Regions from separate parts of the Mus musculus genome. Here region 1 is linked to region 2. Evidence: chromatin loops called from intact Hi-C (ENCODE). Cell type or tissue: gastrocnemius. All regions are shown on one strand. Each heading gives the region's core, and the rest is flanking DNA. Links, peaks and the distances in the headings are about the cores only.

Region 1 (15,522 bases), core at 3,286-11,285, 63 kb before region 2:
TACTTTGGTCTAATGGCATACATATTTGCCATTGTCCCACATGGAATTCGGATGTCAGAGCCACAGAGCTCCTGTCTTTCGCTGGTGTTTCCAAAAATCACAAGAGCATGATCTAAAACGGTGAATGCTCTTTTGACAGAGTTCTGAGTGAAACACAGAATGGTTTTTCTCTTCATGATGCTGGAGTCAGATTCCTGGAATTGCTACACGCGTTGTCTGAGTCCTAGATTCTGGCCAAGGTTTTCACTTACATAAATGACTAGTCACACACTAGCAAGTCTTCCTCTGTAGCCAAGACTGTCTTACATCGTCGGCTTTGTGGCACTTCTGACTTTCACCCACAATGCTACCCCTCACCATCACCATCAAAGGTTAAAAAAAAAACAAAAAAACAAAACAAAACTTACCCCACACAAAGTCCCAGAATGAACCCTGGGGGACATTAGACAGTACTAAAAGCTACTGGGTTGGACCCTCTTTACAAATTCTCCTTCCTGGACATGCTCCCAAAACCCCACTCCTCACTGAGGAGCTATTGAGAATTGACGGCTGCTTGGGAAAGGGGAGTCTATTTTCTTCAGGGAATGGGATGTGGTCCCTCTGAGCCTACCCATGCTCCAGGACTAGCAGCACTAAGAGGACTCAGTGAGTTCTAACAAGAACTCATGAAGTTGGAGGGAAAGAGATAGGAGGGGGAGGGGATTGGATAGAGGAGAGGGAATGGAGGTTGTCAAAACCACTACATGTGTGTATGAAATTCTCAAGCATTGAAAATGAACCCCCTTCCTGACTCTGGTAACACAGTTCTTTCTTCCTTCCAGCTTGGCTCGTCCCCATCCTGCTGTACCCTCCTGGCTCTCACCACACCCATTTTCTTTGCTCTTCCTGCACTTGCACACAAGCACAGAATGCTTTCTCCTTACCAGTCCTACCCTTCCTGTTACAGGAAACATCAGCTAAAATCCCACTCCTCACAGAAAGTGAGCCTTCTCCAACCACCCAGAACAAGGTGGGAGCCCCCACTTATATGCCATTACAGCACCCTGTACTTCTCAGCTTTTGGCACATTTTTGCTTAGTTAGTGTTCATAGTTACATAACTATTTGTCTTTTCTGGTAGTTCCAAAAAGCAGGGATCATACATGCACATACATATATTACAGAAGAAGACTTGTTAGTGTGTCATTCATGTAAGTGAAAATCTTGACCGGAATCTAGGACTCACACATGCATGTTCACACATTTTAACATGTAGTAATTCCAGGAATCTGACTCCAGCATTATGAAGAGGAAAACCATCCCGCGTTTCACTCAGAACTCTGTCAAAAGAGCATTCACCATTTTGGATCACACTCTTGTTATTTTTTTTTTCTTTGAAAACACCAGCAAAAGACAGGGTGTGAGCATGCACATCCTTAATTCAACATTGTTCTCCTCAACTGGAGACAAAGTCAAGCTGGAAAAAGAGAAATAAGAAGCATTGGTTAACATGACCTCCAAACCTCCAGCCCAACATCTGGATACAACCTCCTTTCATTTCTGTGTTACCGAGGGTTGCACTGACCTCAGTTCTCACTGTTTTCCAGAATGGCCACTACCTGTGGCTTCTCTCATTCAGATAGGAAACTGGCCTCCATGATGGACAGGCACCATGACCAAGGCAACTCTTATAAGGACAACATTTAATTGTGTCTGGCTTACTGGTTCAGAGGTTCAGTCCATTATCATCAAGCCAGGAGCATGGCAGAGTCCAGGCAGGCATGGTGCAGGCAGAAATGAGAGTTCTACATCTTCATCTGAAGGCTGCTAGTGGAAGGCAGACTTCCAGCCAGCTAGGATGAGGGTCTTAAGCCCACACTCACAATGACACACCTACTCCAACAAGGTCACATCCCCTAACACTCCTTGAGCCAAGCACATACAAACTGTCACACCCATCTTCCATAAGTAACCCTAATAGAACTCAATGGCTCACCAAATTGGACTTGGGTGGTATCAATACTTTGGTGTATCATGGGTTTCCTATGTGAGGTAAGTAGCTGTGTGTGTTGCATCTTCCAGAAAAAGTTTTGTCATACACACTCAGTGCTTAGTCTAACCATGTACTTCAGGCTGGCTTTGAACCCATGATCTTCCTTCCTGTCATGGCTTATTGAGTGCTAGGATTTTAGGGCTACATCACTACATCTTTCTCCTGTTCTTCTTGATAGTGTTAATTTACTGAATTATTCAACCTAGTATGTGGAAAAATATACACCAGGGCTGGCAAGGTCATATACAAAGTAAGGCTGAATAAAGAGTAAGCTTAATAATAAGTGTTTAAGGTGTGTGTGTGTGTGTGTGTGTGTGTGTGTGTGTGTGTGTGTGTGTGTAACTACTCAGAATTAACCAAACAAAGAAGCTTAAAAGGATGGGTGTAAAAATCACTTTGGTAGGAAAGGTATTCTTGATTGGTTGTATACAGTCAATGTCATATCAAACAAAATCCAACTGGACTGATTTTTGGAATTTCTGAAAATGGTTCTGAAGATGACCAGTGGGAAAATGTTAGACAGGTATGAGGTGCATCTAAAATTTAGGAACACACATGAATTGAAAGTTTAGAAATGGAAATATATTCCAGAGAGAAGAATTAAGTTAAAGAGAGTAATGTGTCTAGGTTAATATCTTGCAATAATGATTTTAAGACTAAAATCATTATATAATGAAGTGATTGATGCAAATTATCACCTAGGAGTTAAGGAGACGTTAGAACACACAACTTCATTCTAAGGACTTATTGAGCAGGGAAGTACAACCACATAGTGAAGAATAAATACGGAACTAAATCCTGATGGGGGGGTTGGTTTGGTTTAAGGAGCCAAAAGGATGTGAGACGTAGATGTTTGTCTTGTCATATGAGGAAGCTGAATTGTAATATTCAGAAGGCTAGAACACAAGAAGCAGAAACTGTAATGGCTCTCTTACACAGGCACCCCTGAGATGCCTATCTCACACAGGCACCCCTGAGATGCCTGGACCCTGAGATGCCCCTCTTACACAGGCGCCCCTGAGATGCCTGGACCCTGAGATGCCCCTCTTACACAGGCACCCCTGAGATGCCTGGACCCGTGAGAAGATGAATTAGGATAAGCATCTTGTGAACAAAGAAAGATAATAAAGATGCTTTGGTCCTTGCCTAAGCATTGGGATCACAGTAGGACTATCCCTTAACAATGTAGGGGGTGGAGGGAAGCTGGGGGTCGGGGGAAGAATCTGGGAAGAGTTAGGGAGGAAAACATGCTCAAACTACATTGCATAAAAACATTAAATTAAAAAACATAATCATAGTTTATATCACTGAGTATGAAGCTTATAACAATAACACCTACCTGTACTAGTGGTTCATAATTCAAGAAATTAAAGTGAAAACATAGCCTGGTAGACTACTGAGGGGAGAGAGAGAGAGAGAGAGAGAGAGAGAGAGAGAGAGAGAGAGAGAGAGAGAGAGAGAGAGAGACCCAAATTAGACTTCTAGGCATACAACACATGGTGAAGAAATTAGGTAATGAGAGCAAAGGTGGTGAGTTTGGGGACACAGCAGGACTCGCTACTCAGAAAAGAAATACAGAGAAGAGGAAATGGCCAGTACACAGGTCCTGGCCTGGCCACTGACCATCTATGAGGCTTTGGGCGAGCATTAATTACCCTTTCTGGTATGCATTCATTTAACTGTAAAAATGAAGTGACAGGATGGATTTATATAGAACTATAGCCTATTGGTTCGCCTAAAGTAATGGCGCTGGATTCTGAAGTTACACTACAGTTCATTACAGAAATAGCGTTGACGTAACGAGGGGAAGAGGTTGCCACGCCTGACTGCTTCGGGTGCATGTTCTGCCTAGCTCCTCAGAAACTTCCTAACAGACATCTAACTCAGATTATTATTTAACCACAGGGAAGACAGACAAACAGACAGACAGACACTATGGTTGATTTCTGACATGATAGCAGTTGAAAGTTATCCAAACAACAAGATGGTAGGATGATGAAACGAGCTGGTCGCTAAGTGAGCACAGCATACCTTCTTTCTCATGGGTACAGCCTAGTAACTTCCTTCTCCCATGTATCTACTATGGGCCCTGGATATCTTTCTTGACGCAATACTCCAGGTATGAGACTCCTTCAGAATACTACAAGAGTACCAGCTCTTAGTCCCACAGATTCTGAGTCTCAGATTCCATGTTAATGGCTTTTTAATATGTATTTTTTGTTTTCTTCTTAACCCAGCCAGCTCCCAAATAATTGAGACTTGATTGTTATATATATATTTATCAAGCTTCAAGGGCACAACAACTGAGCAGTATTGCTCTATTTTAATCCTCTAAACTAATCCATGTCCCTCCTAGCCCAGATCCCCGAGAAATGTGCATTTTAGTACTTATCTGGCTTTCTCTAATCCAGATGTTTTACTCCTGGTGTCTCTGGAACTCTCTCCATATGGTTAATCCTCAGTTCCTCTCTCTCCTCCTCCCCTGGCTGGGAGAATGCCCAGTCCTTACCTTATCAGAGTAGCAGATAGTCTCTGTTTCCCTCTAAAGATGACACCAAAGACAAATTTATTGCTGGGCATGCAGAGTGGAACATATCTGCTCAACACTCAGGAAGCCAAGACAGGAGGATTGTGAATTCAAGGCCAGCCTGGTGTTTGAATAAGCCAATAGTGTGTCGCTATGCTGAATTCCACACCCCTAAGCCCCTTACCCCATAATAACCCCTAGCTTTCGAGCCTCGTGGCCGACATCTGTTATCTCCTGTGTGGATGCATGTCAGTCTGGAGCTCCGTCATTAAACGACCTCATGTAATTACATCAGGGCGGTCTATTCATGATTCTTTGGGTGCACGCCGGATTGGGAATTGAGTGGGGGTTTCCTCATTAGGTTCTATCACTAAGATGGATATACTAATTACCACCAAAGCAGAGAAGAACAGAACCTCAGTGGACACATCGCATTGCCTCCCAAGCTTTCCTTGGCTCAGGCGTTTGAACAGTGTGGCTTCCATGGTCTAGTCTTCCTTGTATATTCTAAAGACTTTTGAACATATGCTACCTCTAAGCCAAATGATACAGAACTTACACAGATTATGTGGAAGAGGGCCTATGCTTTAAGTGCTAGCCATGGAATCATTAAGACTCAGGGTCATGAAACAAAATAACAGACTGAAGAAAGGCAGAAGCAATGGGTGAGCGCTTGCATTTTAAAATTCCACACCCTGAAGATGCCCCTAAAGGTTAAGGGCACTTAGTTATGGCAAGACAGAGAGAAAGGAAGTTACAACGGTACTTAAAGCAAGACCCTTAAATGCCACATGACTGCCTACTGCGTGGGTCTCAGCCGCAGGTCCACAGGGGGGCTCCTGAAGATGACTGAACTACACAAAAATCGTGATGACCGCAATGTCTAGTTGTCAGACTCTCTAACCCTGAACCTCGGCCCTGCCGAGAACACGCTGTTCTGATTCTGCCTATGTGGTCACCCTTCCTTATTTAATTCTGGAAATGAATGACAGCCCACAAAACAGCTCTATATTCCTAAAAATTGACATTGTGTCTCGGTTCTGGTTACTATTGCTGTGATAAAACACCAGGACCAAAAGCAGAGTGGGTAAGAAAGGGTTTATTTGGCTTACACTTCCATGGCACTGAAGGAAGTCTGGGAAGGAACTCAACAGTGCAGGGACCTTAGAGGCCTGGAGCTGATCCAGGGGCCATGGAGGGGTGACTGCTTACTGGCTTGCTCAGCCTGCTTTCTTATAGAACTCAGAACCACCAGCCCATGGGTGGCCCCACCCACAATGGGCTGGGTCCTCCCCTCCCCCATCAATAGCTACTAAAGAAAATGCTCTACAGACTCACCTACAACCTGATCTTCTGGAGGCATTTTTCTCAGTTGAGGTTCCCTCTTTCAGATAACTCTAGTTGGTATCAAGTTTATGTAAAATTATCCAGCATGCATTGCAACACACTTAAAGCCATCCTCTTATATATACAGTGTAAGATTGGCTTAATTTCAGCATCCAGGTTACCTAAGACTCCTCTGATGTTGTTTAGGTTTTTTTTTTTACTTTGAGGGTAAGTGAATGGGTCCAGGACCTCAGAAGGCAGGTCAGGGTAGACAAAAAACAAAAAACAAAACAAACAAACAAACAAACAAAAAATCCAGACATGCAGTCGGGCTGGTAAACAACAGTCTGAAAAGGAAGAGCCAAGCCATTCAAGACTCTGCAGTTTGTGCTTGTTGGGTTGTTTGGTGTCATCAATGGAAACTGGACATTTGTCATTAACTGACTGTCCATTGACTAAGCATCTAGAACTTTTCTCACTGCCAAGAGAGCTTCCACCAGGAAAAAAAAATGTACTGCCACTTCAGACCAAACCTTCTCATTAGTTAGCCTTCTAGAATGAAACCTCTTTGATTCCATAAATACCACTCTCATCTTTCACTGCTGTCCTTACAGGGGACGATAGGCCTCAATCCGTTTAGACACTCCCTGCCTCCCACTTTGCTGCTGCAGGTGGGAGCAAAGCCATGACACATACATGCTCACTCTGCCCCATATACATACAATAGCATGTGCACTGTGGTCAAAGTTCATCTGATCAACTTGATCCAACCCTCCACCCGACACCAAAGGGCCATGCTGCTTGTGTTTAAGGACGCCCAGCAGAGGGCGCACACGACCTATGAGGCTGGAGCGGTACATTCTGCTTTCTTGATTATCTTCCTGAGAAAGGACTTGCCTAGAATTTGATGGTTGAGGCAGGATAGTTCCTAGGGTAGCCTATCTTTTATACCTCCCGACAATCTACAGTAACTTCTGCGTATCAAACCTCAAATTTTTGTAAGAGTGACCCTTTCCTACCTTTTAAGGCATCACAACTCCATCTTCTCATAAGCTCTAGCATCTGGATTAGAGTCTAGTCGTTCCTCAGGCTCTGGTGCCTGGTCAGCTATGTGAGTATGACAAGGGCATCCTCGGACCCTCCCACTCATGGGCTCTTCGCCTCCTCACTGCCTTGGGCTTGGTTGATGCAGCATAGCAGACCTTCCTTCTCATTCAGCTCTCCTACAAACTGTTTCTTTTTCATTCATCTGACCAACTGGGCAGAGACAAGTATATCCTGGTCTCTGCTAACAGAGTCAGTTTCAGCCCAATTCCCTGTCACTGTCCACTTAAGACCAACATCACTACTCAAATCGTTGATAACAGCACTTAAATATTCCTGGAATCCAACTCCCCTTTACCTTAGCAACACCTCTCTGGTACCTGCAGACACTCACCAGCTCTGATGTAATACTACACTGACTATATCTTCTGTCCAGCTGATGACAAGCCCTGGAAAGTCTTTTTTTTTTTTTAATATCTTGAGTGACTCAACACTAAATTCGGTGATTCTTGTTAGAAACTTGTGAGAAAGGAATTTGCAAGAGCCCTCCAGGTGACCCTTGGTGCATAGTAATGTCTAAGAAACCTGGATTACAGGCTAAGACCCAGGGCCAGGAACTGTTGTGTCAGATGGGAAGCAGACTGAAAAAAAAAAGCCACAACAAGCTTATACACAGAAACTCCACCTGGGAGAAATCTGCACGCAAAGTCCTACAAAAGGAATAACCCTAAATGTGGGGTGGGAGAAGTAGGAAAGATGGAGGTAGCCTCTCTCCAGGGAGAAGAGAGGTGTCAATGATCAGTCTTGAACCTGTCCGACGAAAAGACAATATTGTCAGTGATTTCTACAAGAGTATATCAGTGGCCCAGCACGCCAGTTAGCAATCCCTGGGAGTAGGTTTACCCCAAGCACCGTGGAGACCCTGGAGATCAAACTCAGGCAGTCAGATTAAGCGGCAAGCACCTTGACCTACTGAGCATCTTTCCAGTCATTGTAGAGGATTTCACATAGTTAGGGTTTTTTTTTTTTTAATCATGTGTGTACTGTGTGTGGTGGTAACATGCGTGTGAATGCAGGTCCCTGTTGTGTGCAGAGGCACTGGATGGCCTGGGGCTGGAGTTATGGGCAGCTGTGAACTACCTAACATGGGTGCTGGGGAAGTGAACTCAGGTCCTCTGCAAGAGCAGTGTATGCCTTTGCTCCAACCCACAGGGGAAGATGGAAGAGCACATTTATCAGAAAGAGAAGATAACTCTTCTAGTACTATCTCACCTCATTTTTTTATGTTTAAGCCTTTGGTTAACTTGAGATTTTAGTTAGATGTCAAAATAGTTTTTAGTAAGTCCTTATAAAATTGACAGTTATTTTTCTAAAGTTAATTTGGAAGTGGATTTTTTTTTTACAACTCAAAAAGCTAAATTTTTTTCATCTAAAGCTCTTCAGAAATGGTGGCTAAGTTCCCATGTATCCCAGGCTGGTCTTGAACTTGCTATGTGTGGGATGTGGGAAGTCTGAAGGTCCCTGTGCTCACAGATATGGGAAGCAGGAATGTCAAACACAAAATGTTGTTCCTTCCAAGGAACAGATGTCTGACCTGCTATCCACCCAGAAAGCTGGCAGCAGATGTGGTTAATAGCCTAGTGATCTTTGCGCTGTGTGACCAAGACCATCCTGGATCCTTCCCCAGAGCCTCGTTATGAGGTTTTCAATCTGTTGAACCCATCCCTACGGGGAATGTCACAGGTACTTTACAGAGTCTTTATGTCTCTTTGACTAACGTAAGAGGTAGATATTTTGTCTTAAGCTTTGATGTGCATGTGGAATTGAGTTATCACCATGAAAGTTTTCACCAAATTGTGTTGTGCTTAAATATGACTAAAACAAACCACTCACATTCAGACTCCCAAAGTTTGAACCAACTCCAACCACTTAGTCATGTTGAGCCAAGCTACCTTCTGGCTCAGATCATTTCTCTACTGGCTGTGGTGGCACAGAGACCCTCAGAGCTATGTAACCAAGGGTAACATGGAATGAATCCTCCTGCATCCACCTCTGGGATTCAGAAACTACAGGCATGTCCCCAGTTTATACACTGCTGGGGACTGATGATGCAGCTCACGCATACTTGGTGACCACTCTGCAAACTGAGCTAAACCCCTAGCCTCGATTTGTTGTGTCTTAGTCACTGTCCTATTGCTGTGAAGAGACACCATGACCAAGGAAACCCTTACAAAAGAAAACACTTGATTGGGCCTCAATTACAGTTTCAGAGGGTTAGTCTATTATCAACACAGCAGAGAGCATGGAGGCCTGCAGACAGTCATGATTCTAGAGAAGCAGCTGAGAATTCTACATCTGGACCCACAGACAGCAGAAAGAGAAAGTGACACTGGATTTGGCTTGAGCTTTTGAAACCTCAAAGCCCATCCCCCCACCCCACCCCCACCCCTGTGACACAACTCCTCCAACAAGGCCACACCTCCTAGTGCTTCTCAAGGAGTGCCACTCCCTGATCATCACGCGCTGGTAGTCACTCTTATTTAATCCACTACATTTTGAAATCCTAGTCTTGTACATTTCATTTTCACTTTTTACCTGAGGCCAGTTGGCCAGCTAGGCCTTCAGCTCTGTTCAAATAGAAATCTCAAATGCTAATTTTTGCCAACTTGCTGTGTTTCGTAGACTTTGATAGCAGTGAGTGGACAGCCACAGGCAGAAGGTATCAGCGGCAGGCAGCGCCCTCTAGCATTACAGCTATCACAAAAGACTGAGGTCACTCGCTGGGTATGATGATAGTGTGTGTGCTTGTTGTGTGAGTGTTGAGAAGCAGAGACTGGGTGATCCCAAGAATTTCATGGTCAGATATCCTCACTTCATTAGTGAGCCCCAGGTCCCAGCAAAGAGACCCTGTCTCAAAAAGCTAACAATAAGTTCCTGTCTGTTAGCGCTGAAGTAAACTGCTTCCGGCCCCTTTCACGTGATCCATACCACCTCCTTGCTCCTTCCCTTTCATTGTATCTTTCTGATCCAAACCGCCTTCTTGCTCCTTCCCTTTCATTGTATCTTTCTAACAATGTGTAACAGCCGACTCCATCTCAGGCTTACCACTTCTGCTGCTTTTCCGTTTCTGCAGCTCATTGTTCAGCCTGCTCCTTGTCGATCAGGCTCTGTTTTTCTTGTTTGGCCTGCTTGAAAGAAGCCATGCATTAGGCCTAACATGGGGGAGGGAGGAGAGGGGACAGTGTGGGAATGAAACAAACCTCCTGCTTCTATAGCCAGAGGAGAAGTATTTGCAACCAAACACAGCTAACCTCACAGGCAAATAAATGAAGATTGTGTTTGTGCCCATCATAGCATCTTCCTTGGACACCGAGTCACAAAGGAGGTGATTCCTGTTTGAGCTTGAGCAAAAATGGCTACAGTGTTATCTAGAGGTCTCTGGGACCTGTGGTAGCAGAAAGGGCAGTTCAACCTATAACTGGCCTCGCTGCGGTTGCACCAGAGTGAGCAGATCCCTTAAGTTGGATTTGTTTGGTGTGGGAAGCCACATGTGCCGTTGCTGAGTGGCACTGACTACTGCTGGCCACCACGCATAAGATTGGACAAACAACCAATGTGTACATATGCAGGAACATTTTTTGCAAAAACACTGCCTGGCCCAGGCATGATAATGAGGTTCTGTAAGGTACCGAGAGTATAACCAATCGGATGTGAGACATGCAAATGAGATATGATAATGAGGTTCTGTAAGGTACTAAGAGAGAGTAGCCAATCAGATGAGGAACATGCAAATGAGGCTTAGTGCATAACCAATCCGGGTATGAGACACGCCTCTCCTAGGCCTATAAAAGCAGCACCAGTTCTGGGCTCGAAGTCTTTTCGCCTCTGCAATCAAGCTCTCCCAATAAACGTGTGCAGAAGGATCCTGTTGCAGCGTCGTTCTTGCTGGTCGAGTCCGGTGCACGCAAGAGTTTGGATGGTATGTTTTTTTTAAAAAAACATTTATTCTGTGTCTTTGCATACGGCTCTGTGTGTATGTGCCTGTGTGTGCAAGTGCCTGTGGAGGCCAGAAGGCGGCACTAGATCCCCTAGAGTGTTTCTAGGTGGTTGTGAGTTGTTCAACATGAATGCTGGGAACTGAACTCTGGCCCTCTGGAGGAGCAGCAGGCTCCCTTCTCTCTCTCACCTTCCTGGGCAGTGTTTTCTAAGTTTTGTGTAGGATTCTCCACGGATGGCTTCAATCCCATGAGCACCTTGTGCTCACATTCTCAGCGTCTGGATTCAGATTATCAGCATGAATTTCAGCTTCTGTTTTTCTCTCCAGGTTTTCCCCTTGAAATAGTAATAAGTTATCTTCGTGATTTTTGCCAGCGGCATTTGAGTGCCCCTCCGTGGGGTTCTAAGCCACGCTTTGACTCTGGGTTCATTCCTGAGACCTTTCCCCTCCACCTCCCCCACGAGCACATCTAGATTGTGAGCTGTAAATTCCTGTTCTACTTGTCTTACATGTTTGATTTTGGGTCTTTTGCAGTGTAGCTCAAATCTGTACGTATGGCCCAGGTCTTTAATAATGTGAGCAGATGTGGTCTCACTTACTGGGTGTAGTTATTTTATTTGTTCCCTTGGGGGATTTTCTTGCATTGTAACAAGTCTTGTCATTGTGGAATCAGACTGTATTATGTCATGGGGGGAGGGGACAGTGGGAGAGTTAATGGCCCTCCAGCTCTGATCGGTGCCTCTGGGAAGCAGTTACTTTTATGGTGTACAGTGATGTCAGCTAGATTGAGAAAGTCCAACTAGTTTTCTACTAACCTGAAGGTTTAGGTCTCAGGATGAGAAGATGTTGTTCTTTCTACTGCTAATCTTTCCTATTGTCAATCTAAAGCTAACATCTAAGAGGCTGGATACTTCTTAGGATGCAAACTACCAGTGAGTTTGGACTAGCAGAGAACAAAACAAACCAACTTCCATCTGCATACTTTTTTTTTTTTTTTTTGAGACAGTGTGTCCCTGACTCACTATATAGCTGAGGCTGGCCTTGAACTCCTCAACCTCTTGACTCACTTCCAGAGTCCTAGGGTTACAGGCATCCTCCCTCAAAGCCTACTATGAACTCTAGTCTTGGTTGGGTTTTTTTTTTAACTTTTTATTGATTCTTTGTGAGTTTCACATCATGCATTGCGATCCCACTCATCTCCATATTCCTTTATATCCACCCTCTGCCCTGGCAACCCCCGCCCAAAAGAAAATTAAAAAAATAAATAAAATAAAAACAAAGCATAGAAGACATTTGCCATGAAAGTCACACAGTTTGTCCCACAGTGTCACCCTTTTGCCCACACAGCTTTACTTGCAAACGTTCATTGTGCTGAGTCATTGGTCTGGTTCAAGGTCTCTGGCTTCTGCTACACTATCAATACCAGATCCTCACCAGGACTCCTCTCAGTTACGCTGTTCTTGCCCTGTGTGTCATGGAGACCCTGAAGCTTTGGATCTGCAAAACTGGCCCTTTTCCACTCTCCAGCAGTTCCTAGATGAGATAGATGTTAGGATGGACCAACTCAAAAGCCCTGGATGTAGGCCTGGGTAGTAGCTGAGATGGTCAGCCCGTCAGCTCTCTTGCACATGCGCCACCAGGTCGAGTTCTCCAGCACTGTCCCAGCTAGCTCTCCTGCTCTCATACCCTTGGGGCTGGCTCACCTCTACCTTCACCATAAAGACCAGCTCTACTGTGTTGCCCATGTGAGGTGCAGGGTCCACTCTCCCAACTGCCTCAAAGGTGAAGGGATAAAGGGCATCTCCCCTGCACACGGCCACCTCATGCAGGTAAGTGGCAGGGCCAACCATGAGCTTTATTCTTAATACAAACTTATTCATCATGGCTACCCTACAAGGAGTACAGTCTGCTGTGGTGATGAAGGCAAGCCAGAGAGAGCATGCTGGCAAGGCTCCTTCCTCACAGCTTGGCAAATCAGGAAGCAGGGGGTAGATGCAGAGAAGCCGGGGAAGGAAGCGAATCAAACTATCATCCTCAGAGACTCAGCTCCAGGATCCACAGAGGCCCTTCGTTCCCCTCACAACAGCATCACCATCTGGAAGGGCAGGTGCCCAACTACATGAGCCCTGGAGTCCATTTCCTATCCAAGTCATGACACAATCATATATTTAAATTTATTATTATTATCATTACCATTATTACCATTACTATTATTATCTGACTTCAATGTCTGCTAAAGGCATGTACAGAGATCCTCCAGCACAGGGGTTTGACCCATGTGACACCACCAAGCGAGGTCATAGTCTATCAACTTCATATGCCTTGGCATCATCCACCTTGCTTAGACCTCTCATTAGCTCAAGTCCCTTGCTCATCACAAAGATGCTAGACACTTGGCAAGTGACAGGCTCCATCTGTTTGCTGGCCTCTGAAGTTGTTCACAGTCTGATTTCCAGTTTCCACGATCTAAAGGAACAACGGGTGACTGAAGTACGATGGGAAGTGCTCACCCGGTCCAGGACCTTTCCACGCTGCCTAGTCTGTTAAATGACGCTTTGTAAAAACAACTCTAAAATGCTGGAGACTTTCTACAAGATCCGCTGCCCGAAGGAAACGCCGTTGGAACGCTGGTTCTCAAGCTGGCTGCATCGGAACCCTCTGCGAAGCTCTTCAAAACTATGATGATTGCATTCTACCCAGAGAGCACTAAACTCTCAGCCGGGTGATTTACACACACACACACACACCCTTGGAAAGCCTTTAGCCATGGCTGAGAGCCAGTGTTCCTGGCATCTGATGGTATCTAGACTCCAAGATGTTGGTAAGTATCCCTCTGAGCGTAGGACAGCTGACTTACACAGACCCCAATGTCAATAGTTACCGGTTTAAAAAAAAAAAAAGCTGCCCCAAGCTCCATCTCATTAGATGTGAATCCAGCCTGGGCGCAGCATTTTTAAAAAGCTGTTCCAGGTGATTTTAACACGCAGCCAAGCTTTGAGAGTCCATGCTAACGCCTGTTGCCAGAGAAAACTCCAGTACATGGCTAACTTCCACCCTGCGTCACTGAGTTTTGAGCTGGGGAGTTCTCCATTCGAGACTGGGTTGGGAGTTGAAGGTGTTTGAAAAGAGACTAGTCGGCTGTTCTTTGTAATCCAGCCAAGGTGTCTCCCAACGTGCATGGTATCTCCTCCAATGAAAGTTCTGTGGCTTATTGCTCGCCTTGTGAGTTGGCCTTCCTGCTGCAGTTTAGGAGGATCATTAACCACAGTCAAACAAAGCCATTCCTGGGAACCTTGCAAACGTGGGAAGTGGGAGAAGCCAGGCACAAATGGCTCCCGTTCGTGTGTTACCTTCCATTTTTTTAAAAAGGGTCTAAAATAAGTAAACCCCACAGAAATTAAGGCGGCATGGCTGGAGAGATGTCTCAGTGCTTGAGAGCTTGATTTCTGTTCTCACTAAGTACCTACGTTTAGTTCCCAACCATCGGAGGGGGCTCAAAATCACCTGTAACTCTAGCTCCAGGAGATCTAACACCCGCTTCAGGCCTCTGGGAGGCACCTGAAGTCATGTGAATGCACACCCATACAGATCCACAAATGTATAATCATTTAAAAGTAAGTCTTTAGGGATGGGAGTCAGCCCAGTGTTTCCCGGAGGGGCCGCATGGGAAAGAGAAAACGGAGAGAGAATACTTAATGGGTACAGAGTGTCCTGTCAGGGTGGTAAAAACATCTTGGAAAGAAATAGATGGCTGAACAGCATGATGAATGTGTGAGATACCACTGAACAGTATTCTTTGAAACAGCGGCTCATTTAATAGTACATGAAACATCTACAAAAGAAAGTTTTTATTATTTTAGCTAATATTTAACACTACTAACATAAAAGTAGTTATAAAGATAGACATTGAAATAAAACTGTTATGTCTATCTTCTAAATATACTCAATCTTAACCTAGTTACTTATAACTGATCAAATACTTTTAAAACATATGGCCAGAGAGATTACTCAGTGGGTCAAGGCAGTAGTCACTGAGCCTAGTGACTTGACTCTCCTTCAGTGTTGACAGAAATCAATAATTAGAAACCTGTAAACTATCCTGTTGCCTATTTGCTAGAGTCATTTGGCCCCTTAATTCCTAGAAATTAGTACACTGAACACTTCTAGGCAGAGGTACTGGTACTCGGTGATCCGCCAGCACTTGGTGGGCAGAGGCTAGAGGACTGAGAGAAGAGAGCTAGCCTGAGTTACATAGCAAGACTCCATTGCTTGGAATTTTACAAGCTTTTGAAGCCACACTTACAGGTTCTCAGATAAAGTTCATACTTGAACAAAAGAAGAAGGAGCAATATTAAGAGAGTGAAACATCTGTGATTACATAAATGTCATTTTTTTCTTCCCTTTCCACCCCAAGACAGGGTTTCTCTGTGTAGCCCTGGCTGTCCTGGAACTCATTCTGTAGACCAGGCTCCTCAAAGAGATCTACCAGCTTCTGCCTCCTGAGTGCTGGGATTAAAGGTGTGCCCCACCATCGACCGGTTCACTTTGTCATTTCTGAAGATAGTAAACAAAATTAATACAGAAATAAGAGGAGTAG
Region 2 (15,522 bases), core at 3,285-11,284:
AAAAAAAAATTCTTTTTAATATATAGTTGTACCAAAATAAAGGGCATAGGAATAATTGTTGTGTAGCCATGGCCATCAAACTCAGGAATATTTTGTAAGCTTGTTTCTTTTACTTTTTATTTTAGGTGTATGGGTGTTTGGCCTACATGTATTTGTCTGTGCACCACCTGCACACAGTGCCTGAGGGAGCCAGAAGAAACTGTAAGATCCCAGGACTGAAGTTGTTGTTGCAGTTGTTGGTGGTGGTGATGGTGCAGCTGTTTCTGTGGTGGTTGTTATTGCTGTCGTTGCTGTTGTTGTTGCTGCTGCTGCTGCTGTTGTGTTGTTGTTGTTGTTTTAAACAGTGTCTCACCATGTAGATCAGGCTGGGCTCAAACTCACAGAAATCCATCTGCCTCCTGAATGCACCACCACACCATGTGAATCCCTTGATTTTAAACTTGCTACCACGCTGTGGCATGGCAATTAAGAGCCATTATTCTCGATTCTCAGGAGAGCTCCCTTCTTAAGCAGTGTGACCGCTAAGTGCTCATCTCAGATGCTTATTAAAGTGACAAGTCACTGGGCTGCTTTTGTGCAGGCTCAGACCCTACACTTCTCATCATGCCTCTCTGCCTAATGAATCCAATATCAGGGAGGTGGGGGTACCACCAAAACCAGGGTACCATTTCCAGGGTACCGTTTTCCTTGTGTCCACTTAGACACCAAGATTGTTGATTATACAGGAAAAATCAGAAATTAGAACAAACATCACATTTTGCCTCTGCCTCCCAAGTGCTGGGATTAACGGCATGTGCCACCACCGCCCGGCATGAATTTTAAAATCTTGAGTGTGTCAGTTACCTTGACTCTTCACTTGTTGGGGTCGGGAACCAGGACCCTATGTCTGCTTCTGTTGTCTTTGCCTTCTAACCAGCTGATACCATCCATGAACACATCTTTGTCCACACTGGCCAGACTGGTGTCAAGACTGGCAATGCCTGCCAGAAGCTACATCCTTGGAACACGGCACTCAACCCCATGCCTAGGCGCAAAGGACGAGACCATTTGGAGAGAGAACTCCTTCAGGTAGATGTGGAGGTGAGCAAACCTCTCCTGGGAAAGGCACGTGAGTGTAATACAGGCTGCTCTCCACATGGCAAGGACCTGTGGGGATATGCATACAGAATCACCTGGCCTTTCCTGAGGGCACACTGTTGTGCCAGGAAGCGTTCGTGAACCCCAGAAGACCACCAAGGAGTCATTTTCGATGTAATCACATTAGGGTATCTTTATTATAAACTCGAGTTTGGGCTTACTCACTGATGATCCACGGAGGGGTGGGGGGTGAAGCAGCCTGAACTCTCAGCAGGACAAGGTTTTAGAGAAAATGGGAGCAATTGAGGAAGGGAGGGGAGGAGGGAGGGAGGGTTGTCCAGTCTGGCAAGCATCTCCTAGGATGACTATAAGTCAACAGGTGGGTGCTCTGAAGTAAGACGGTAGGCAGCCGGCGCCTAAAAGATGGCACCGGCCTCCAGTATACCGTCGCCGTAAACAACGCCACTGCGCAGGCGCTAGCCCGAATCTGGCGCCAACCCCTCCCGAGCAGGTGCATACAAATTAAAGTGCCAATCCCAGGAGGACACATAGCTCTCCCCAGTGCTGGGGTGTATATAAGCACTCCTCCCTGGGTTCCCGGGGTTCCCGTAGCATCGAGGCGTTCCAGGAATAAAGCTGTTGAGAAGAATCCAACCGTGTTGCGTTTTTCCTTGCCGGACGAGGTAAGCGCAACAAATCACAAAGGGTCAGAAAGTACATCTGAAACAATTAAACTCAACTTTGATTAACTGTTACTAGGAAGAAGCTATGGAGTACCTCTGGCCAAGGACAAGCAGTGGCGTCCTTTGGTACCTGGGTGCAGCTTGGGTTCAGCTGCAGGTCAAGTTCTCGGGCTTTTTTTTTTAGATGGAGACCTGTCCCAAGATGGAGGAGGTCTGACACTTCTTTCACCTTTGCCTTGCGTTTGCATTCCTGGCTGCTAGTGGAAGTCTTTACCTTCACTTTACCTGTGACAGGTCTTGTTTGTCGCTGAGCATCATGGGAGTGGAACAGATCACTACTCCTCTGATTGTTAATGATGGTGATGTGGTTGAGTCAACACAAGGCCCTGGTCTGGGTACATCAGCTAACGTCAGATGTTCTCTTGATGGGAACTTAGTTCTGACTTTCAGAGGTGAGCCAAGCAAGGACGAGTTGCTGACTCCAGTCACTAATTTGCTGAAAACCTTGGGCATTAGAAGAATGAGATCTTCTGGCTAGGCTATGGGGAGATGCTTGGTGCTAATAATTAAATCAGAATTTCCTGGGTATGTGGTCTATCATCTCTCTATACTGTAACCAAAATTAATACCGACCACGGTCACTTGGTTAGTAGTACCACTGTGCTGGGTTAGATAGTAACTGCTTGCTGAAGTATGTTTCTTCTTTCTTGGTACAGTTTATGGGTTAGCAGAAAATCACAGAGATTGAGAAGGAGAAGGAAGGAAAAAGCTGAGTGTGCACATTATTGTTACATGTAAGAAGTGTTTCTTAAAAGAGATTGTATGCTTGACAATGAGAAAGTGGATGAAAAACCTTTCAGCTGTCAAAAAAATAAATGTCTAAATAAAGGTGGCCTGAGGTATCTCAGTGCCAGAGTGTGTGACCTGTACCTCTCGGTCCAAGTCCTCTCTTGCCTAGTCTGTACATCCTCTATGGGTTTGAAACAGCCCCAGCATAGACGGATGCTAGCAAGCATGTGACCCAGGTAGCATTTGTAGACCTGGGATCCATCACCAATAATGAAGCTCCTACTGACACTACACCAGCTCTTCTGTCTAGAGTGTCTCACAGGCAAGTAAGATGCTGCTGATAACGTGTGGGCACCCTACCACAGGCAAGAAGACCATGGTCTCTCTCTCTCTCTCTCTCTCTCTCTCTCTCTCTCTCTCTCTCTCTCCCTCTCTCTCTCCCTGTCTCTCTCTCTCTCTCTCAGACCATGGTGCAGGTCTTCAGGGCATCTTTGACTTTCTGCAGCTTCAGGGAGAGAATAGCTGTGGATTTACCTCCTTGGTGACAGAATGTCTGTGATGGAGTTCTCCACTTAGCCTGACTCCCATATTTTACAGTTCTAGATGATCCTTTCAACGCCATCCTCACCACCCACACCTCCCTAGAGCACTCTGATTGCCCCTCCACGGTAGATGGTAGGTCACTTACGACATCTCTTATAGAGGTCACAATACTGAGAAATCAGTCTATACTGATTATCTCCTTATGGGGTCGCATCTTCTATTGACGCTTCTCTTTACATTTGACGGAACCCCGAATGTTAGTCTGACAGAGTTCCAGAGCAACCTGGTACCCTCCTTTTTCACCTACTTCTCTCTGGCCATCCCCCTGTCTTCTCTGCTGAGAACTGGCCCACGTAGCAGACATCACTAATCCTTGCCTTGAGACAGACAGCCAGATGGTGAAATGCGACCTTACTGTGACAAACACCTGGCTTACTGCCTGTTGTGCTCTGGTGACACAGCTCTCAGAGACGTCAACACTGCCATCGCCACCATTGTGCACTGGTGTCCCCTGGCTTCCAGGTTGTTATTAATTAGAGCGTCTCACTCTGGTAGCTGGGGGAGACCTGAACAGGGGGCAGCAGCTGGTGAGCAGGCTCATTGCTACAGCATTGTTGAGACCTGGGCTCCTTTGAACCACAGCTGGACTCAGTGTGTTGCAAATAGGCCCATGTTCTATGACGTGTGTGTGAGGGCATGGCAGGAAGAGAGATCATGAGACCTCTTAGGACATGGCTACCCTAGAGAGTATGACAAGGAGGCAGGGGTGGACGTTTTTGATGGAGAGGGTGGAGATGGATAATAATGGAGATTATATATATTATATTATATATATAGTATATGTATGTGTGTATAATATATACATATCTTATATAAGGAATGTAATATATTAATCTATATTTATTTTATTATATTATATATCATTAAATTTATTATTATTGTTAATTATATTCCTTACAGCCACCCAACATGCCAAACTCCCAGAATCTGAGTTTTGGTGACTCCATCTTAACCAAGGGACTGAATTTAGCAACATCAATATGGGACTACTGGCACTGTTCGCCCCCTGATGGACGCATTAGGAAGTGCATCTCGTGACCATTGGCCTCTTTCTAACATGTCCCACCAATCTTATCAGGGACAAGAATCAACTATGGGACTTGGGACAGACTAGTCTGGATTCTTCAAAACTGTCAACACCATGAAAGACGAAATGGGAGCCTGGCCTTCTGGAGCAGGCTAGCTGCCTACCTACTTGGGAGGCTGGGGCTTAAGTTCAAAACCCGTTTAGGCTACGGAGTGAGTTCAAGTTTGGCCAAGCTAGCCAGTGACACCCTGTGTCAATCACAAGTAAAAAAGAGGACTGGGGATGCCACTCAGTGGTAGAGCCCCTGCCTAGAGTGACAAGCTGTAAATTCGATCCCTAGAACAAACTAAAGGTGCAGTTTCAGTAGTCAGGTGAATTTTAACTTAAGCAAGACTATGGAGCTATGATATTTAAATATAAATCGTGAAATCTGGTTCCCAAGAAAGGCTAAAATGGTTGTCATGGAGCTGTGGAGGGCTCAGTGGGCGATGTGCTTGCTGCTTAAGGACCTGAGTGTGACCCTAGCACCTGTGCAAAGATGTTGCATATGGTTGCACTCATTTGTAAGGCCAGTACTGGCAGGCAAGGGGGACCCCAGCAATCTCTAACCTGTGAAGGATCCTGTAGGAACCAAAATGGGTGGTGATGTGTTTATAAAAACATAAAGAGAGTGGGAGGTATGGTCTATGGAGGTGTAATCAGGTATGGGGGAAAGGGGTGCCTCCATGGGCCCAAGTTGAGGCATCCTTTCCCCTGAGGGACCAGCCACACAACCAACAGACCAACTGACCGTATAGTATAGAACAGAGTTTATTCAGGGCATGGGGAAGGGAGTTAAGAGGGTGGTAGAGGCAGAGAAAGGCAGAGAGGGGGGAAGAGAAAGAGGAGGAAAAAGAAGAGAAGGAGAAGGAAGAGGAGGAGGAGGAAAAGGAAGAGGAGGAGAAGAGAGAAGAGAAGAGGAGAAGAGAAGAGAAGAGAAGAGAAGAGAAGAGAAGAGAAGAGAAGAGAAGAGAAGAGAAGAGAAGTAGAAGTAGAAGAGGGCAGCCATGAGCACGTGGAGAGGCGGGGAGGGAATGGGGAGAGGGTGGGAGCAGGAAGGGAAGATCAAGAGAGGAGCAAGAGAGCGAGGAGGGGGCAAGCAGCACCATTTATAGTGAGTCAGGCACACCTGGCTGTTGCCAGGTAACTGTGGGGCGGAGCTTAGGCAGAATGCTAACAGGTGGTCTCTGGGGGACACCGTGCAAAGCTGACTGACCTCCAACTTCCACATATACACACATGCACCCACGGGCACACATGTGCACCCCACACAGAAACTTGTATATACACACACGCACACATGCACCTACTCATGACGTGCACATGTATACACACATATGCCCACTTACACATATACATCCACACATACATGTGCACCCCCTCACATGCATGCCCCCACTCACAACTTCCCCATGCATGCACACTCCCATTTACCCACCCACACAGTGCACCTCATACGTATGAACACACACAGAGAATTAGTGTGGAGATAATTCAAATTTTTGATAAATTATATATTCAATGATATTCACAAATAGTATTTTAGAAAATATTAACTGTGGCAAAAGGAAAAAAAAACCCTCTTTAAGGTGTGTCTGTGTGTGGTGATGTGCACGTGTGTGCAGGAGCCCACAGAGGCCGGAGGTATCAGATCCTCAGAAGTTAGTGTTAATGGAAATTATGAGCCACCCTACCTGTGTGGGTGCTTGGAACCAAACTCAGGTTCTCTGCAAACGCATTAAAAGAAATAATAAAATAAAATAAATTTTTAAAAAAACTGCTGAGTCATCTCTCCTGCCCCAAAACTAATCAGAGGGAAGTATGGATCCTCTGTTAGAGAGCCGGAAACTGATGTTCAAAGAAAGGGGACTTGCCTAGGCATCACAGTCAGCCAGCAGCCGCAGTGGTGGCAGCCCGGGTCTGCCTGCCTCCAGAGCCCATTGTGCTGTGTGCCCCTTCCTCCGTCACATCCACAGGAAGCAAGAGGCAGGGCTGAGCCCCACAGCATCCCCAGAGTGCAGCAGTGACCCGGGGTGGTAAAGGGGCCCCTTACTAGTCTCCTGGTCTCAGCGCTCATTCATTTATTCAACACAAAGTGCCAGGAGATAAAGACAAAACAGCACAGCCATAGACTCCACACTCTGGTGGAGGAAACAGAGGCTCAGTAACTCCTGGAGTCAGTCCCATCTTTGTAATTACCAAACGAGATAAAAAGGCAACGAGGGGGAGGGAACTGATGGAAGCTGAAGGGCGGCGGCAGGTTTCCCCCGAGCTGCGGTCCAAAGAGTAAATAAGAGATATTAAATACGTAGACAGAGGGGAGAGTCTCGGAAGAAGCAAGGCCTTACAGTAAGAAGGTTCCAAGTGCCAACAGGTGCGTGATGCAAGATAAGAACGGGGTGGGGAAGCCAGGCGTGGTGGCACACGCCTTTAATCCCAGCACTTGCACTTGGGAGGCAGAGGCAGGTGAATTTCTGAGTTCGAGGCCAGCCTGGTCTACAGAGTGAATTCCAGGACACTCTCGAAAAACTAAAAAAAAAAAAAAAAAAAAAAAAAAAAAAAAAAAAAAAAAAGAACGGGATGGGAGATGGGGGTAGGCGGCGGGAAGCAGGGCCCGAGCCAGCACCCCACCCATGTAAAACGGCAGGCCCAGTGCTGTGACTGACTGTGATCCCAGTCGTAGCGAGGGAGGATGCTTGGGGCTCGCTGGCAAGACAGCCTAGCTGAATCCCGAGCTCCGGGCTCAGTGAGAGACTCTGTCCTGGTTTGCTATCTTCTGTGTTTAAGAACCATGATCGAAAGCAATGGGAAGCAAAGGCTTACGTGTTCCAATCACTGTCCATCACTCAGTAAAGTCTGGACAGGACTCACGCAGGAGCAGAGGCAGCCAGCGTGGAGGACTTCCGCTTCCTCGATTGTTCTCTACTGTTTGCCGTTTGCACAGCTGGCTTCCTTACACCACCCAGGACCCCTGGCCAGGGTGACGCCACCACAGTGGGTTGACCTTTCCCACATCAACCTTAAGAGATGGCTCGGCAATCAAGAGCACTTTGTTTTGGATCACAGTGGTGCACACCTTTAATCCAGCCCTTGTGAGGCAGAGACAGGCGGGTCTCTGTGAGTTCAAAGCCAGCGTGGACTACATAGAGAGTTCTAAGACAACCAGGGCTACACAGAGAGAAACCCTGTATTTTAAAAAGCACATGATGTTTTTATAGAGGACCCTGGCTCACTTCTCCACATGGTGGCTCTCAACGATCTGTGACTCTGGTTCTAGGGGACCCAACACCCTCTTCTGACTCCTGAAGAAACAATCATTCATGTGGGTTATTTTACATTTACATACATTCAGGCGAGACATTCATACACATAAAATAAAATTAATAAATCTTAATATATATATATATATATGAAAATGCCCACAAACATGTCCCATGGGTCACCCTTGCCTGAGACCGTCCCTCCCCAAATGTGTCTAGGTTTGTGTCCAATGAGTTTTGTGTTTCACAAAAATTTAACCAGAACACCCTGCCCTTAAGAGTAAGTGAAGCAGGCCCGTGAGGTGGCGCAGCGGGCAACAAAGTTCGCTGTCATAGTTGATGGGTGACTTGAGTTCGGCCCCTGGAACCTGCATGGTAGAAGGAGAGAGCTGGCTCTATCCTCTGCATGTCCCCAACACCAACCGGAAATTAATAAGGACATTAGAAACCTAACACAGTTGGGTTTGAGTTTTACATCACTGTGGTTTTTGTTCAGATTATCCCGAGGTTAAAGGTAGATGGGCCAGATATGGTGAAGCCAGTTAAGAGGGTGTGGAGAACTCGGACATTGGTGAACAGGGAAGGAGGGGCCGGATCTAAGGGATATTTGGGAGGCTTGACTTGGAAACAGGGAGGAGTGGGGGGGGGGGGGTGCTGGCCAATCACTGAGAAGGGGAGGGTTCACCGGAAGAAGACTGGACGTGGGCGGCTCCATTGTGAGTAGAACCTCAAAAGCCATAGCCTGGTGATGCTTTCTGAAATCTCCATGTGGAGGACTGGGGGGAGAGTCAGCTGTGCAGGTCAGAAATTCAGGAGAGCGGTCTAGCCTGGAGATAAACATTTGAGAGGCGTCAGCCTGTGGATGAGGCAGAACCCCTGGGACTCAAGTGTTTCTTCAGGCAAACACAGCAGTTGCTATGGAAACGCTGAAATGAGTAGTGGAGGGATTGGGTGAGGAGTCTGACCACCTCACCCGCCATAGCTCCGTATGTTCACAACAGGAGACAGGCTATGAGGTTAGGATGCTGGCCTATGAGGGTGTGCTGAGAGATATTGCAGTCTCCCACGTGTTAAGGCCCAAAGAAAATGAAAGACAGACTAGAGAAAGGTCATAAAGCGTTTCAAAGGAGGGGACTTAGAGCAGGGAGGGGGGCCCTGGAAGAAGGTCAGTCAGAATCTACGCAGTGTCAAGCTGACTGCCACAGCGGTGCAGTCAGAACATTAAATGTCACCTGCATGGCTGGAGATTCTGGGGTAGAGAAAGGGAGCAGCAGGCTGTGGGGTTTCCATGGCAACACAGCAAAGCAAATAACCTGACACCCTCTAAGATTCAAAACACCCAGCTAGGAAAGCCAGATCCAAGCCAACGACTGGACCCGTGGGCAAAGATGCCCACCGCCATGCCTGATAACCGGGTTCGATGCCTGAGACCCACCGGTGGAAGGAGAGAACTAGTTCTCACGCGTTGTCCTCTGGCCTCCCTATGTGCACCACTCCCCTCCCACCACCACACATAAATAGATGTAAGAAAAAAATTTCTTCTTCTTCTTCTTCTTCTTCTTCTTCTTCTTCTTCTTCTTCTTCTTCTTCTTCTTCTTCTTCTTCTTCTTCTTCTTTCTCCTCCTCCTCCTCCTCCTCCTCCTCCTCCTCCTCCTCCTTCTTTTTCTTCTTCTTTTTTTTTTTGAGACAGAGTTTCTCTGTGTAGCCCTGTAACTCACTCTGTAGACCAGGCTGTCCTCGACTCAGAAATCTGCCTGCCTCTGCTTCCCAAGTGCTGGGATTAAAGGCGTGTGCTACCACTGCCCCGCTTGGAATAAAAAAAAAAAATAACCAGCAAGTATTTTCAGATTTGCAAGCAGTCTCAAAGAGCAGAAAGATAATCTCTCAAGGAACAGAAACAAGAATAAAATTATGATTGAAATATTGCAGTAGCCAACTGGTGTGCAGTTCAGCCCTAGGAAAGAAAGCTTAGACCCAGGTAAAGTTAGGAGTTTAAAAGCCTGAATAAATCCAATCCCATCCAAAGGTTAACCTTGAATGACAAGATGGGCTCAAAAGAGAACTCTCGGCCATGAGTGATGGTTTACATCCATAATCCCGACCAGAGGCAGGAGAACTTCTGTGAGTTCAAAGTCAGCCTAAGCTACCGAGTAAGATCTTGTATCAGAACAAACACAGGACTGGAGAGACGACTCAGTGGCTCAGAGCACAGGACCTCAGTTAAATGTCTAGCACCCATTTCAGACATGCATGCTTCCTGAAACTCCAGCTTCCCGGGATCTGATGCCCTCTTCTTGCCTCCAGGGGTACCCACAGAGATGTGGGATGCACTTGCTCACACACACGCACACGCACACACACACACCACACACCACACACCACACACCACACACCACACACCACACACACATAATCCTCAGAACCCATTTTTTAAAGCATCAGGTACTGTGGCAATTATTGTAATCCTAGCACTTGGGGAGGCAGAGCCTTTCACCTGCCTAGCTTTCTTGGTGAGTTCCTGGCCAATGCGAGGCCCTGCCTTGGAAAGTAAGATGAACAGTGTCTGAGAAAGAGTGCCCAAGGCTGTCTTCTGGCACCCACATGCACACACAGAAAGAGGAAAAAGGAAGGACGGATGGACGGACAGACAGATGGATGGATGGACAGAAAGAAGGAAGGAAGGGAAAACTAGGTTTGGTGGCTTGTGTGTGTGTGTGTGTGTGTGTGTGTGTGTGTGTGTGTGTGTGTTTGTCTACATAAGATTTTGCTGTGTATCCCAGGCTGACTTGAACTCACTACATAGCTCAGGTTAGCCACCTAGTTCACAGCCATCCTCCTGCCTTATCCTTCTAGGTGCTTTCAGGTAATCACTATCATGCCTGCCTAGAAATAATAGTTTTAGATATTTACTGAAATGTCTGGAGAGAAAGATGATGTCTGGGAATTGCTTTATAATACCTCAGCAAAGAAAACAGGAGGAAAAGAAGAAAGGACCAATATGGCAAAGCGCTGGAATCCTGAAATGAGTTAGCACATTAGTGTGGATTGCATTCTCGTTTTCGGTTTTATTTATGTTTCAGAGTGAACAATTCAAGATCCAAAGACAGCAAACTCATCTGGCATACACGTTCATCCCGCTCTAACAGAAGTCCCACTTGTTTTTCTAGAACTGTCTAATGAGAGAGCTGAAGTGTTGAAGCCCAGTTGACATTTGCCCTGCTTCCATTATGAAATGCCTGAGTTAGGAAAAAAATAAGCCCTTTGTACCCTGAGATGAGCCAGTGATAGCAAGGTCACTACATCCTGTTCTTCCCAAACCAATTCCTGTAAGCGTGGCCTTCAAAAAAAAAACCAGGCCTTCCAGGTGGCTCTGCAGGTGAAAGCACCTTCCCCCACACCTGGGCTCCTGACTTGAACCCAGCATCTCACAGGGTGGACGGAAAGAGCAGACTCCTGCCAGCGTCCTCTGACTTGTACCACGTCATGTATGCCGCCTCCCATGCACACACATAAAATACGCGTATCTTTTTCTTTAAGAGAGATAAAGTGTTTTCCCTTTCAGAATGCTAAAGCAATTACAGACGGTTGTGAGCTGCCATGTGGGTGTTAGGAATTGAACCTGAGTTCCCTGGAAGAGCAACCAGTGAAATAATGTCTCACTCTCCTCAAGAGTTCCATTGTGAGTGTATAAATGGAAACTGGTTATTTTGCAGAGTTTTGGTTTTTGGTTTTGTTCTTTTTTCTTTTCCTTTGAATGTTGGACTTTTCTACCTGGGCATGGTGGTGGGGACCTGGGAGCTCAGCATGGTGAGGATCCGAAGTTTGAGGCCACCCTGAAGAGCACAGGAAGACTTTGTCTCAAAGCAAAGCTAATTAAAAGCAGCGTGAGTCAGGCGTGCTAGTGCACGCCTTTAATCCCAGCACTCCGGAGGCAGAGGCAGGCGGATTTCTGAGTTCGAGGCCAGCCTGGTCTACAAAGTGAGTTCCAGGACAGCCAGGGCTACACAGAGAAACCCTGTCTCGAAAAACCAAAACCAAACAAACAAACAAACAAAAAACCAGCATGAACTTCCTTTAAATGCCAACACATATTCCAGTTGGGCTTCCAAAGTTCTCGCTCCCTTCTGCCTTTTTTTGAAAGTGTCGTGGAGATGTAGCCTCTTACCATATAGCTCACCTAACAGTGTGTTCTTAGTATTTTAAGGGTTCTGCAAGCAGCGCCATGATCAATTTAGTTCACACCCCTCACCCCGACACACATTCTGTATACACCGGCAAACACTCCATTTCCTACCCTGACCCTCACTCCCAGCCTCAGGCAGCCAGCGGATCATGCTTTGGGCTCCGCGAGTTTGCCTCCTAGCTATTTGCTATCAGCAAAATCACACACACACACACACACACACACACACACACACACACACGTTATTTTTGCTTGTCTTTCACTCGGCCTAATATTCTCGAGGTCCAACAATACTGAGGCATGTGTTGCTACTTTATTCCTTTCCGCTGTGAATTTTTTTTAAAGATTTACTTTAATTTTTAAATATACATAGAAGTGTCTTTGCCTCCGTGTATTTCCATGAACCACATATAGGTAAGCGGTGCCCGTGGAGGCCAGCAGAGGGCGCTGGATCCTCTGGAATTACAGGTGGTTGTGAGCTGCCACGTAGGTGCTAGGAATTGAACTGGGCTCTGCTGGAAACGCAACCAGTGCTCTTCTTAACTGCTGAGCCATCTCTCCAGGTGCCCCCTTGTACTTTTAAATACTATACTATTACATACTTTTATTGTAGTTCCATTAGTGGAAATCTGAGTTGTCCCCCCTCCCTTTTGGCTACAGTGCTGGGGTGCACATTTGTGCGAATGCTTTAAGAGTGAAATGACTTTTTATACTAAAACAAGTCAGTATGATTTGGATGAGGGTACTCTGAATGTGTAGCTCCTTTTGGATCCTATGAACATCTTAATATTAATTCTTCCAACCCCTGCCCATGGGTAGAAGGATGTGTCCCACAAGCCAGGACTCTCTTTGATGTTAAAGCCTCTTCCCAGGTGAGGTACCCAGGCACTGGGCTCTGGGTGGGAACGTGCAGGTCAGGTCTCAGGAGGGTGCCTGTGTGTATCTGTGAAAGGGGCCGAGGAGGCTGCAGCAGATGTGTGACCTGAGCAGAGGCTGGAGTCTAACCTCACACTCTTACAGTGATGTGTTTGCAAGTGTATTTAGATTGTTTATAGTCAGTAAGAGTACCCCGTGAGACTATTCAACTGTAGAGTACCGGTACTTACAATCAGTCCTCAGTGGTGTCCAGAAGGCATGGAGCTGACAGAGTCTCTCCTTAACCAAACTCTTGCCAGGGTTCTCTGAGCCCTTTCTCAACTATTAATGGCTTCAACAAGACTTGAACCAAGCAGGAACACAGTTGTGTTCAACCAACCAAACTCACCTCCTCCCTAGCTGCCCAAAGAATTTACCGTTTGCTCCAGACAATGTCTGACGCCAGCGTCCTGTCTCCCAGCCTCCACTGGAAACTTGGAGAGCAACCAGCCCCTAAATTCCCCACGTACCATTTAACAACACACCCGGGTACATTTCATGTGAGTCAACATCTTTCCTTTTTTTCCCCCTACTTTTTCTTCTTCACTCTGTGGAGGCCCCCTCTTGTTGCTCCCAACCTGTTTCCTTCACTACCACGTCTATAAAAATTAAAGTTCTCTTTATTTCACGCTGGCTGCTCTCCATCACAGTCAACACATTGCTGGTTCAAGTCTCCCCTTGTCTCTACACTCCTGTCCAGTTTCACCTATGACAAGACCATTGGAGCCGATTCGTTTTTCCAGCAGCAGGAATGCAGGACCGCGAAGGGCGCGATTCTTTGGAGAAACGTTCCAAAGGACCATATTTTTGACACCACCTACTCTGTTCCTCAGCTGCCGGGGCTGACCTAGACCTGGGGACGCTCAGCAGGTTTTTATGATGCCCAGAGATGATTTGTCAAGTGCTTGGAATCTGAAGGCACACACGAGGAAGAGAATCTCACACAAGGCAAGGGGTGGGGGGCGGGGGTAAGTTCAAACTGAAGGTGTAACAAAATGGAGAAAAAGCGGAGCTGCTGTCAAAATTTGCTCACCTGCACCTTTTGTGGCCCTTAGCCGAGCCCCAATGGGGGGGGGGGGGTCGTTCATCTGCGCATGTGCAGTTGCTAGGGCGTTTAGAACCTGTGTGAAGTATGAATACTGTGCCGTCTAATCGAACAGGCCTGCCAGCGGGTAGGCTGAGCTCAGACCTAGCAAGGTGAATCCACAGCTTACAGCCCTTGTCTCCAGCTTTTATTCGGAGACTCAGACAATGATAGAAAAGCGTTTTTCTGGAAAGTTAAGCTTAGGGACAGGGAAGAGTTTTTAGAGTCACCCAGGACTTGATGACCACTTCAGATATATGTCACCCCTATTTCGACCTAGATAGAGCTCAGAACTGTAAAGTTATCTGGCTTTTAACAGGGAAACTGTGCCTACCTATGCATACACAGCCACTTCCAACTCCTCAGAACATTGTTGAAGTGTGGACAGCTAAACACTCATTTCCTCACCGGAGAAGAAATCGGATGGCTGAAGGACAGGTCCTTTGTATAAAGCACGGGATGTTTATACGTGTGGTTTCGAATTTGTCCAGTGTGCACACATCCCTTGCCACCCACCTCCACTTTCCCCCGACCCCTCACTTCTCCTACCCCCACCACAATGGTAGGGATGAACCCAGGCTCTTGTACCTACAACCCAAGTGCCATACCACTGAGCTGCACCCCAGTCACCTCCCCCAAGATGTCTGACTGTGCATCTGGTGTAGACACCAGAGAAACTATAGAGTTACAGGGTCTGGGCAGAATTCTGTTAGTAATGCCAGGTGGAATTATCTGTGCAGGGGAAGCTAAGAGCCTTTTGTAAAGTACCACCTTCCTGTTTATTTTGGGGGGCAGGAGACAGGAAAAGGGGAGCCAGACGTTTTTGGAAAAGATCCGCTCTGGTGGCACACAGGAAATGATTGTTTTTATCATCTTAATCATTATATCTTCCTTTATTATGGATATGACAGGGAAATTTAAGGCATAAAATGTCTGGCAGCTCACTGAACTGAAGCACAGGTTAGAAGGGACTTTTGGCACTTTTTTTTTTTTTTAAGTAGGATAATTCTTTGGTTGTGACCAGCAGGATTGAGACCCCAAATGCCTCTTCTAATTGAGAAAACCCGCCTCGGTGAGCCATCTCCAGACGGTGATGATCTAGTACAGCCCCCAGCCAACCTTGTAAGATTTCTCCTGCCCTTGTCTAAAGAGAAGCGTTGAGGGAAAGTCGTAAAGAGGCAACTGCACCACAGAAGGTTTGCAGACAAAGTGCTGACCTCTTATCCCTAGGTCAAATGAAAGTAGTTCCACCGAGTAGCTACAGGAGTTAGGTAAGGGTAGGTGACTGGTACTGAAGATACACGTAGACATCCGATACATAGGTAGGGTGTGTGGGACAATGCTAACAGACAGGCAGAAGAACTGGTAAGGTTGAGTAAGCTCAAACCCTGGGGAATCTCGGAGATTTGAGAAGAGCAAGAGTGGAGCCATTCCCCGTCCGTCTCTGTACCTGCTCTGGACATGTAACCACGACAGCCAACAGAGAGGACCACGGGCAGTCAGTCACATAGCATAAAGTGACTCCTCTTCGCCATGTTAATGAGGTATCTAGATAGCCTTGAGCCTTTAGCCAGTGACCTTCCTTTCCTGGGGATTCTCACGCCCTTCACCCAAGAGGTACTTAATCTCTGGGTCACCCAAATAAAGTGTATGGATCCACACCCACCCCCCAATCAAGCAGTATGACCAAGCACAGATCATCACAGAGAGCTGCTTCATTAAAGATTGCCACAGGGAAGGCCTTCACCTAAAAGAGCCATGCCCAAGATCCCTGAAGAAGGCACAGAGAAGCATACTTGATAAAATTTTATTTAAAAAAAAAGAGAATAATAATTTATACCCTTGACAAAATAAAAGATCTT

What was found. Peaks named below come from ENCODE experiments on the same cell type or tissue, not always from the same donor. Only the 100,000 strongest peaks of a DNase experiment are listed, where the experiment ranks them.
Region 1: it touches region 2 in a loop (2.9-fold over the local background); 23 of 42 quality-filtered maps call a loop at or near these places.

Annotation. Positions count from the first base shown.
Region 1 is chr8:110,062,976-110,078,497 of GRCm38, reverse strand. No RefSeq gene overlaps it. Among named protein-coding and RNA genes, the nearest start is that of Zfp612, 9.0 kb to the left of the region's middle. In gastrocnemius, for the core only: CTCF peaks have their summits at 6,704 (motif pointing right) and 9,683; DNase peaks (open chromatin) are centred at 5,773, 6,705 and 8,543.
Region 2 is chr8:109,999,733-110,015,254 of GRCm38, reverse strand. 1700064F23Rik (a long non-coding RNA gene) reads right to left here and starts at 8,730. Exons shown (of 3, transcript XR_879187.1): 1 at 8,452-8,730; 2 at 8,164-8,305; 3 at 7,729-7,846. It overlaps Tat (tyrosine aminotransferase), which reads right to left. Exons shown (of 12, transcript NM_146214.3): 12 at 15,451-15,522. In gastrocnemius, for the core only: a CTCF peak has its summit at 4,170; a DNase peak (open chromatin) is centred at 4,170.